Regions from separate parts of the Mus musculus genome. Here region 1 is linked to region 2. The links are chromatin contacts, found by POLR2A ChIA-PET in ENCODE. All regions are on one chromosome and are shown on one strand. The core of a region is the stretch at or near the end of the contact, and the rest is flanking DNA. Distances in the headings are between cores, read along the strand shown.

Region 1 (4,164 bases), core at 57-2,556, 330 kb before region 2:
TGTCCTGCAAATCAAATGAGATAAACTCTGAGTGCACGTGTAAGACTGCTGTATTACTTGTTGCAACAGAATGGCAAAATAAACTCACAGTGAGAACCAGAGGAAATGCTTGAAAATGCTTGTTCCTTCTTTTCAATCACTGGGAAGTAGGCCCTGCCACAAGGTTTACTGAAGACACTGCATAACAAATGCACCCCTCACCCTCCCTTGGCACTATCCAATCCCACTCTTTCTTGGGGGAACACTAGTAGCCACCCATCCTGCTACAGTAGTTAAAACTACTGTATAAGAAGTAGCTGCCAAGATTCTCATAGGTCAATCTCCCAAGAACAGTGGCCTTGGTAACCATCACATTTGCTACCAGTTGAAATGAAGTTTCATGAAATGAAGTTAGTGTACCAATCCAAAACACCCTCATCCTGCTTTTTCAGGTCTTTCTCCTGCCCCTACTCCCACCCCCCCTCACTCTCTACCCCACAAATGCCCTGCCTCCTGGACTGGGGTGGGCTTTCCAGTGTATTAAACGAGTGGATGGATCGTGCGTATCAGAGAGCGGGGCTGCAAATCATTCAGGGTCAAAGATGTAAGGAATGTAAGAGTCCTCCACGGAGAGGCGGGAGGGGAGAGAAGCGGCGAAGGAATAAAAGAGAAAGACAAGGCTGCCAAAGACAAGGCATGGGAAAGAAGCCAAGCTATGGCGCTTGGAGGGCGGAGGTTTGGGTTCCGCGGTCCCTGCCAAGGCTAGCCCCCAGAACGTTCCCTTCGCCTCCAGGCCTGTCAATCATTGCCATTTAAACTCCATGTTGTCCCTCAGCCCCAGCAATCAGCTCCTCCCGGGTCCTCAGGCTGGCCCAAGGCCACTCCCGCACTTCCCGAGGCTCTCCCTACTCCAGAGGATCTTCCAAAGCTCCAGAGCCCCCAGCTAGCTCACCTCCCGACTCCTCCCAGCTGAGCTCCCTTCCTCCATTTTCCTCCTCCTCTCCACCCTTCCTCCCTACCCCCAGCACTTCGGACCCAGGCACCAATCCACAGGGACCTCGCCCCCTCTCCCCCCCAACCCCCCAGGGTTAGAAGCTCGCCCAGGCGCATTACGCACCACCCGGAACGCAGCCTGGTTTCTCCGGACGCGGGGCCTGGCTGCAGCTGAGGACACGGCGGCCGCGTAGCACACTGTGTGCCCGGTCTCAGCCTTTCCCCGTAGGGGAAGGGGAAGGTAAGGATGGGGAAGAAGGTTCCGACCACTCCTCGCTGTCTCGGGTTAGCCCTTAGCCACGCCCACTGCTGCTACGCAACGGGGCGGAAGCTCGTCACCAAGCCCCGCCTCTCTATTTAACTCGGCGGCGCCTGGATGCTCCTTGCGAGCGGCCTATGAGAGGCGGGGGCTAGCTGGGCCTCCGCTCTGGGCCGGAAGTTCTTAGGACGGACAGTGTAGCCTTTTGGGAGGGAGGGCTCTATGTGCTTCAGGTGTGAAGCTCCGGGGCGACCCTGGGTGTCCCGCCTTGCAGAGTTACTTGGTGCTGGGTGGTGCACGGCTCGGGTGCCAGACCTGGTGCAGCGCTGGGACGAGGTCGCCGCGGGGCAGCTGGTCTGCAGCGTGGCCTGCTGTCCTCCCAGCCCTTCAGTTTCCAGAGCTGTGGTCAGCATCCCGGAGCCTCCCGACCTGTGACTCACAGTCATGGGGATGGATGCTGCTGTTAACTTAGGAGGCCGCAGGATGGAGAGGGAGGGAGTGTCTCACCGCAAAGCTTTGATCTAGGGTGCTGCAGGGGTCGTCCACCTCCCAGCCACACACTCTTGTAGTATTCCTGATGGCTCTTCAAAAACTCAGACCGCCCGAAACATTAATGGATTTGATTTCCTAAGGCTGCAACACTGTGGTTAGGGGAAATGGGTGGGAGAGAACCCGAGGAGAGTCGTGGTGGAGTTTAAAGCGCTCTGTGTTAGGTAAGCGGGGAAGCAAGACAAGGAATGCAATTACATTACCTCTTAGGCTAATCTGGTGTCAAATAGTATTTGTTGTAGATACTCTCTTTTTTAAAGGGCAATTCACATTAGTACATATGTAACTAGCTTATTCGTGAGAATACAGAGCTAGCTGCTTCCTTTGAAGACAATATGACGAGTACCAGAGGAAACTTAAGCTTCTAGGTGTCTCTGAGATACAATAAAATAAGGAAACAGGAATCGGATGTGCCTTTGTGAACCAAGTCAAACTTGCTTCCCTCCCCTCCCTCTCCCCTAGTCAGGGTTTCTCTTTGTTGCCCTGGCTGTCCTGGAATTCACTATGTAGGATAGGCTGGCCTTAAACTCAAGAGATCCGCCTACCTCTTGCCTCCCCAGTGTCCACCTGGCTTGAGGCTTGCTTTTTATGTTCCGGGTTCAACGTCTTTCAAAGGAGAGTGAATCTGCGTATTATCTTTCTATGGCGAAAATGCTGCTTGTCCCAGAGCCCTGAGCCGAACCGTTCGGTACATTAAAGATGATGTGTAAGCTCCTGCCATGTCCAAGGTACTGGCTTTTAACTAACTTTCCATTTTCATGTGTAAAATGGGCAGTGGTGGCGCACGCCTTTATCCCAGTACTTGGGAGGCAGAGGCAGGTGGATTTTTAAGTTGGAGGCCAGGCTGGTCTACAGAGTGAGTTCCAGGACAGCCAGGGCTACACAGAGAAACCCTGTCTCAAACTCCTTCCCTCCGCCCCCCGCAAAAAAAAAAAAAAGAATTGCCGAGAAAACAAGCAAAGAAACAGACTGGAACTAAAACGTTTTCCTGCTGCATTCCATCGCCCTTGGACCTTTTTTCCACTGTGACACTAGTTGAAGAGAAAATGAAATGTTTAAGAGCCCAAAGTGCATTCTTTGGGAGGAAGGGAGGATTGGTATCTGGGGCGCCCCCTGGTGGTCCATCCATCTTTCCCTCTACGGAACTAATACACTGCAAGGTTCCTTTAAAACCTAAAACTGCCCCCTTCGCGGCAAGTGAATCTCGGAGCCTGATTGGATGGGTGGTGGCCGAAGGTGGGGCGCTTTGGGAGGCAGATCGGACCTTATTGGCTGGAGGAGGTCAGGGGACGTTTCCGGGAATGTAAGCGCTCCGGCGTTCCTCTCCGCAGCATCCGGCGGCAGCCAGCCCCCTGGCTCCCCCTGCGGGTGGCTCGGCGGTGTGCACAGTCCGGCCTGCTGGCTGGGTGGGTGGTGGGCTGCGAGTGGGGGAGGGGATGGACCGAGTTCTGGGTTGTGGGGATGCGGGTTCAGGAAGATCTGCCGAGTGAGATTCTGTTTCCTGGAGCTGCATCGGGTTCCCTCCGAGTCTCCTTCAGCCTCCCGGCTTCGGAGCGTGAGACTGAAAGCATCCTGACATAGGGCCTACCAGCCCCTAAGCATCTTACCCAGAGATCTATAAGTTCTGATCTTGAAGTACGAGGCCCCCAGGGAAGTTCGTTTCTAACCCCCCAGAAGGGTTAGAGGGGGACCGAGGCTGCCAGATTCCAGCCTGCTGTGGTGGGTAGGCCGAGCGGGAGCATGGGGGCAAAGGCTCTGAGCCTTGAACCTTCCTCTCCCATTTCCGCTTCCAGCGGGGTGCCACGGCTCGGGAAGCATGACGACCGAGACCTTCGTGAAGGATATCAAGCCCGGGCTCAAGAATCTGAATCTTATCTTCATTGTACTGGAGACAGGTGGCTATGCATGCGCAGTGGACTCGTGGGAGCAAAGGGGGAGGAGCATGGAGAGTGGGAGCACACGGGACCACCGCTTGCATTCTTAACTTGCCTGGACAAGGAGAAGGCTCCCCCTCCATGCTCATTCTAATCACTTAGAGCGCTGGCAGAGGGAGCTGCTGACAGGTATAAAATAGGTAAAACTAAATGGCCTGATGCCACGCGGGCCTTTATCCCACTCGGGGCTCTCTCCATGGTGCTGGATCTCCACTACCGCCCCATACACCCACCCACGCATAACCCGCCATCAAGGAGGGACGTGGGCTTTGCTTCTGTTCCTTTACCTAACTCAGCCAATACCCGGACTCTCACCATCACCACTATCTGTATGACTTCATTTCCATTCTCATATCTTTCTTCCCTTAAAGGCCGGGTGACCAAGACAAAGGACGGACACGAGGTTCGGACCTGTAAAGTGGCAGACAAAACGGGCAGCATCAACATCTC
Region 2 (4,425 bases), core at 324-2,823:
GCCAGCCTGGTCTACAGAGTGAGCTCCAGGACAGCCAGGGCTATACAGAGAAACCCTGTCTCGAAAAACCAAAAAAAAAAAGTCTCAAGAACAAATAATCCTCTTTTTTGATATTTTCCTTTTACTGAACTTAATATAACAAAGTTTCTTTATATAACAATAAGAAAATAAAAACCTGTAAATTTTAGAGAATCCATAATGTAACACAGCTTTAAAAAAAGTAACAGGGGGTTCTATGTAGCAAGTTTTCAACAATCCAAACTTCTGTATCTTCATTTTCAATAACTGAATACAACAGAAATGGAAGTAGTACTGTAGGAAAATGTTGCTTTACTACCAGTTATTACCCCATGTGTACAACTGCAAGAAAAGGTTCCCATGTTCACAAATGCAGTGAGAGAAACTTACTGTTTGGTTTTGATAGGACCTCTCTCATCAATAGGTTCTCCAATGACATTCATGATTCTGCCCAAGGTCTCAGGACCAACAGGAATTTTGATTGGTGCCCCTGAATCCAGTACTTTCTGGCCTCTAACCAAGCCTTCAGTGCCATCCATAGCAATAGTTCTGACCGTGCTCTCCCCTGTCAATCAGCATTAACACGTTATAAGCACCAAAACCTAACAGTATGTAATGAAGGGTGATCAAAAGCAAACAGGCCTCCCCTCTCAGCACCTGAGTGTGGCTTCAGCAAACTCAGAAGAACGAAAGTCATTTGGTAAAGTCATCACAGAATGGAGATGGCACGATCTCGTGTTATTTAAGCCTAACAAGCTCTTTCCCACCTCTAAAACGTCCTACTTACCCAAATGCTGGGCCACCTCCAAAACCAGTCTGCTGTCCCTGCCTTGCACTTCCAGGGCATTTAGGATGGGTGGTAATCCCTCATCGAACTGGACGTCCACCACAGCGCCGATGACTGCCACGATTCGCCCGGTGGCAGTGCCTGCCTTCGGGGCCGCAGACGCCTGCGCCGCATAGTCTCTGGCTAGCAGACAAAAAGGTATTGGAAGGCGTTGGTGTTAGGACAGCTTAAGGTCACCCGAATCCCAGATTTATCCCCCGAGGGAAGGTTAGCTGAGCCCAGACTAAGTCTCCTGCAAGATAGGAGGAGGCATGGAGAAGGGCACGCTGCAATCGGGAACCCACCCGCACTGTTTTCCCGACCTCGTGCACAGAACCGCCATTATTCTCGAGTTTGGTATCCCCCTCAAAACCTCAAGGTCGAGGCAGCTGCCGGCCACTCTAGCCTCACAAAATGGGACGCTGCTGGTTATATCAACGCTCCCACGGGCGACTGTCCTTGCACTCCTCGGCTGGACAGTAGTCCGCTGCCCGGGAATCCTTATGGAGAACGGATCCGATAGGCCCAAGCTCAAGGTCACGGGGAGAAGAACCGAACTAGCTCCTCCAGGAAGGCGCTTACCAGGATGAACCCCGGCGGGAGCAGCTCGCAGTAGAAGCTGCGCCTGTGGCAGAGCCGCCGAAGGGCTGAGTCCCCGCAAGGCCCCGGAGGCCGAGGCCGAGGCCACACGCCCCACAAGACTCAACATGGCGGAATCCGGGTGGAGACTGAGCGCCGAAGCGGTCCTCTCCGCCGGTCCTGCAGCTGGGGCGGGGCAACCTCCGCCGTAGGCACAGTAATTGGGTGATTTTGCTGTTCGTCATCACCACTAACGCTTCTATAGGGTAAAAAAACTCGGAGCTTATCAGCTATTGGTCTAAACTGGTGCCAATCTGAAAATTCTCTTTTTTAATTGGAGGAGCCGCCCTCTAAGCCTCGAAACCTAATTGGCCCATGGGAACGTCAGTAGGAGAGGTTTTTGGCGGAACTACGTTGAAATAAAGGGGCGGGGTTCCGTTGAACCTGTGCACTAGGCCGTCTTTGACTGTCCTTGGACCTTGAGTTAGGTGACAGCCGCTAAGGTTGAGTGGCGGCGTCCTGAAAGTCAGGAACCTTCTGTGGCTCCAAAACGTGGGGTTTCCTCGACAGTAGTGAGGGTGGAAGTTTCCAGGCGGCCCAGCAGGTCCGAAACCTGGAGGCTCTTTATCATATAAATCCGTGCAACGAAAGAAACTAAAGCGACCCATCCTTCGACAGACGTTCTGCATCGAGGAGACAAGGTTATTTATTTATAACACTCGAGGGGTAATTTAGAGTCACCTACTTATGTAAAGAATTGCCCTAAGCAGACGTACTGACAGAACCCTGTAATTCCAGAACTTGACAGGTGAAGGCTCAAGATTCCAGGAGCCAACTGAAGCCCCTTGAGACCCTGTCTCAAACACAAAATGAAAGGTCAGAAGTAATAGACCTTTGCTGTGATATGTGTGTGCAGAAATCCGTAAAGTAAAGTAGAAAGGAAGAATACGCTAAGCGAGCCTTTGCCTGAAACCACATTTCTTCGGTTTGGTTGTAGATAAGGCAAAAAAAAAAAAAAAAAAAAAAAAAACGAAATCCGACCCTATAGGGAGATGATGCCAGGTCTCAAAGGACTTTTGAATGAAAGTGGAGGCTGGCCAGAAGTGTGTGTTGCTCTAGGATGGAAAGTCACAGAATCAATGATATCCTTGCCAGCAACAATGGGGATGGGGTGGAGCTCTAACAGGGAAGCCCTTGGTCTTCCTATGAGGATACACAAAGTTGTAGTATTGCACCTTTTTACTTCCTAGCATCCTCCAGTACTTCCCATTTTTCTGCATGATGATGAAAAAAGTTCTCAGTCTGACAGTGGAGAGCTGGCAAAGGCTGTAGCGGGGAACAAAGGAACGCACCCATATCCTCCTCAGCAATTACATGCATGTGTTATTGAAACAGTCTTGCTGTGGTTCAGGCATGCCTTGGACTCAGCCTCCCCATTCTTAAGATAACATCTAATAACCTTGCTAAGTAAGGAAGAGCCCAATGCAGGACAAGATGTTGCACTTCTGTGACACCAGCACTAGAGAGGGGGAGGCAGGAGTTTAAAATCATCCTGGGCTACACAATGAGTTGGAGGCCAGCCTACTGGATAACACTGCGTGGCAATAAGTAAAAAAAAAAATCATAAAATTCAGACAGAAAAGAACCAAAAAGAATGTCAGCATATGATTAGCAAGTAGAAGAAAGAAATATGGGGCTGAAGGGTAATAAGAGGATCGGAGGATGTAATGCAGAGAGTCAAGAGGCTGTCTGGTGAGACGTCTCAGTGGATAAAACCATGCACTGCTCTCACAGAGGACTGGAGCTCAGTTCCCAGTATGCACATTGTGCAGCTGGCAACTGCCTATAATTCCAGGGATCCAACACCATCTCCTGGCCTCTAGAAACACAGCACTCCTGTGCCCTCTGTCCTCACAGGCACCAGGCAAACAATGAATACAGGCAAATCACTGACTTATACAAATCAACATGAATCAAGAATCAGGGTGATAGCCAGGCATGGTAGCACACGCCTTTAATCCTAGCAGATTTCTGAGTTCGAGGCCAGCCTGGTCTACAAAGTGAGTTCCAGGACAGCCAGGGCTATACAGAGAAACCCTGTATAAAACAAAAAGAAAACCAAACAAACAAACAAAAAGAGTCAGGGTGATAGCCAGGCAGCGGTGGTGCACGCCTGTAATCCCAGCACTTGAGAGGCAGAGGCAGGTGGATTTCTGAGTTTGAGGCCAGCTTGGTCTACAAAATGAGTTCCAGGACAGCTAGGACTATACAGAGAAACCCTGTCTCAAAACAAAACAAACAAACAAACAAACAAAAAAACAAAACAACAACAACCCAAACCAAACAAAACCAAACAAAACAAAAAAATCTCAAAACAACAACAACAATAAACCAACAAAACAAAATTAAAAAACAAGCCAGGCGTGATGTTGCATGCCTTTAATCTCAGCACTCGAGAGGCAGAGGCAGGCAGATTTCTGAGTTCGAGGCCAGCCTGGTCTACAAAGTGAGTTCCAGGAGAGCCAGGGCTATACAGAGAAACCCTGTCTCGAAAAACAAGAAAAACAAAAACAAACAAACAAAGTGTTGTGCTGGAATGCAGAGGATGGTTTCTGGTCATCTTCAGTCACTCTCCACCTTGTTTCTTTTCTTTTAAACATTTATTTATTATGTATACAGCATTCTGCCTTCATGTATCCTGCAGGCCAGAAGAGGGCACCAGATCCCATTACAGATTACAGTTATTAGCCACCATGTGGTTTCTGGGAATCGAACTCAGGACCTCTGAAAGAGTAGCCACTGCTCTTAACCTCTGAGCCATCTCTTCAGCCCCTGTTTGTTTCTTTATATAAATGTATATGGCTGTTTAGCCTTCATGTATATTTATGCATCATGTGGATGTGTGCTACCCTCAGAGGCCAGAAGAAGACATTTAAATCTTCCTGAAGTTACAGACAGTTGTGAGTCTCCTCTGTGCACTGGGAATAGAATCTAGGTCCTTT

The links. ChIA-PET counts read pairs that join two places held with the same protein, here RNA polymerase II (POLR2A).
Region 1: POLR2A ChIA-PET joins it to region 2 with 13 read pairs in embryonic stem cell. The contact joins the promoter of Rnf41 here to the promoter of Atp5b in region 2. POLR2A ChIA-PET finds 5 or more read pairs at or near these places in 2 of 5 experiments (Patski and embryonic stem cell).

The regions. Positions count from the first base shown.
Region 1 is chr10:128,408,758-128,412,921 of GRCm38, reverse strand. Rnf41 (ring finger protein 41) reads right to left here and starts at 1,306. Exons shown (of 7, transcript NM_001164237.1): 1 at 1,097-1,306. Nabp2 (nucleic acid binding protein 2) reads left to right here and starts at 3,072. Exons shown (of 7, transcript NM_027257.2): 1 at 3,072-3,186; 2 at 3,574-3,675; 3 at 4,086-4,164. The coding sequence starts at 3,597.
Region 2 is chr10:128,080,455-128,084,879 of GRCm38, reverse strand. Atp5b (ATP synthase, H+ transporting mitochondrial F1 complex, beta subunit) reads right to left here and starts at 1,573. Exons shown (of 10, transcript NM_016774.3): 1 at 1,427-1,573; 2 at 806-988; 3 at 409-583. The coding sequence starts at 1,553. It overlaps Snord59a (a small nucleolar RNA gene), which reads right to left and starts at 738; the gene lies at 664-738.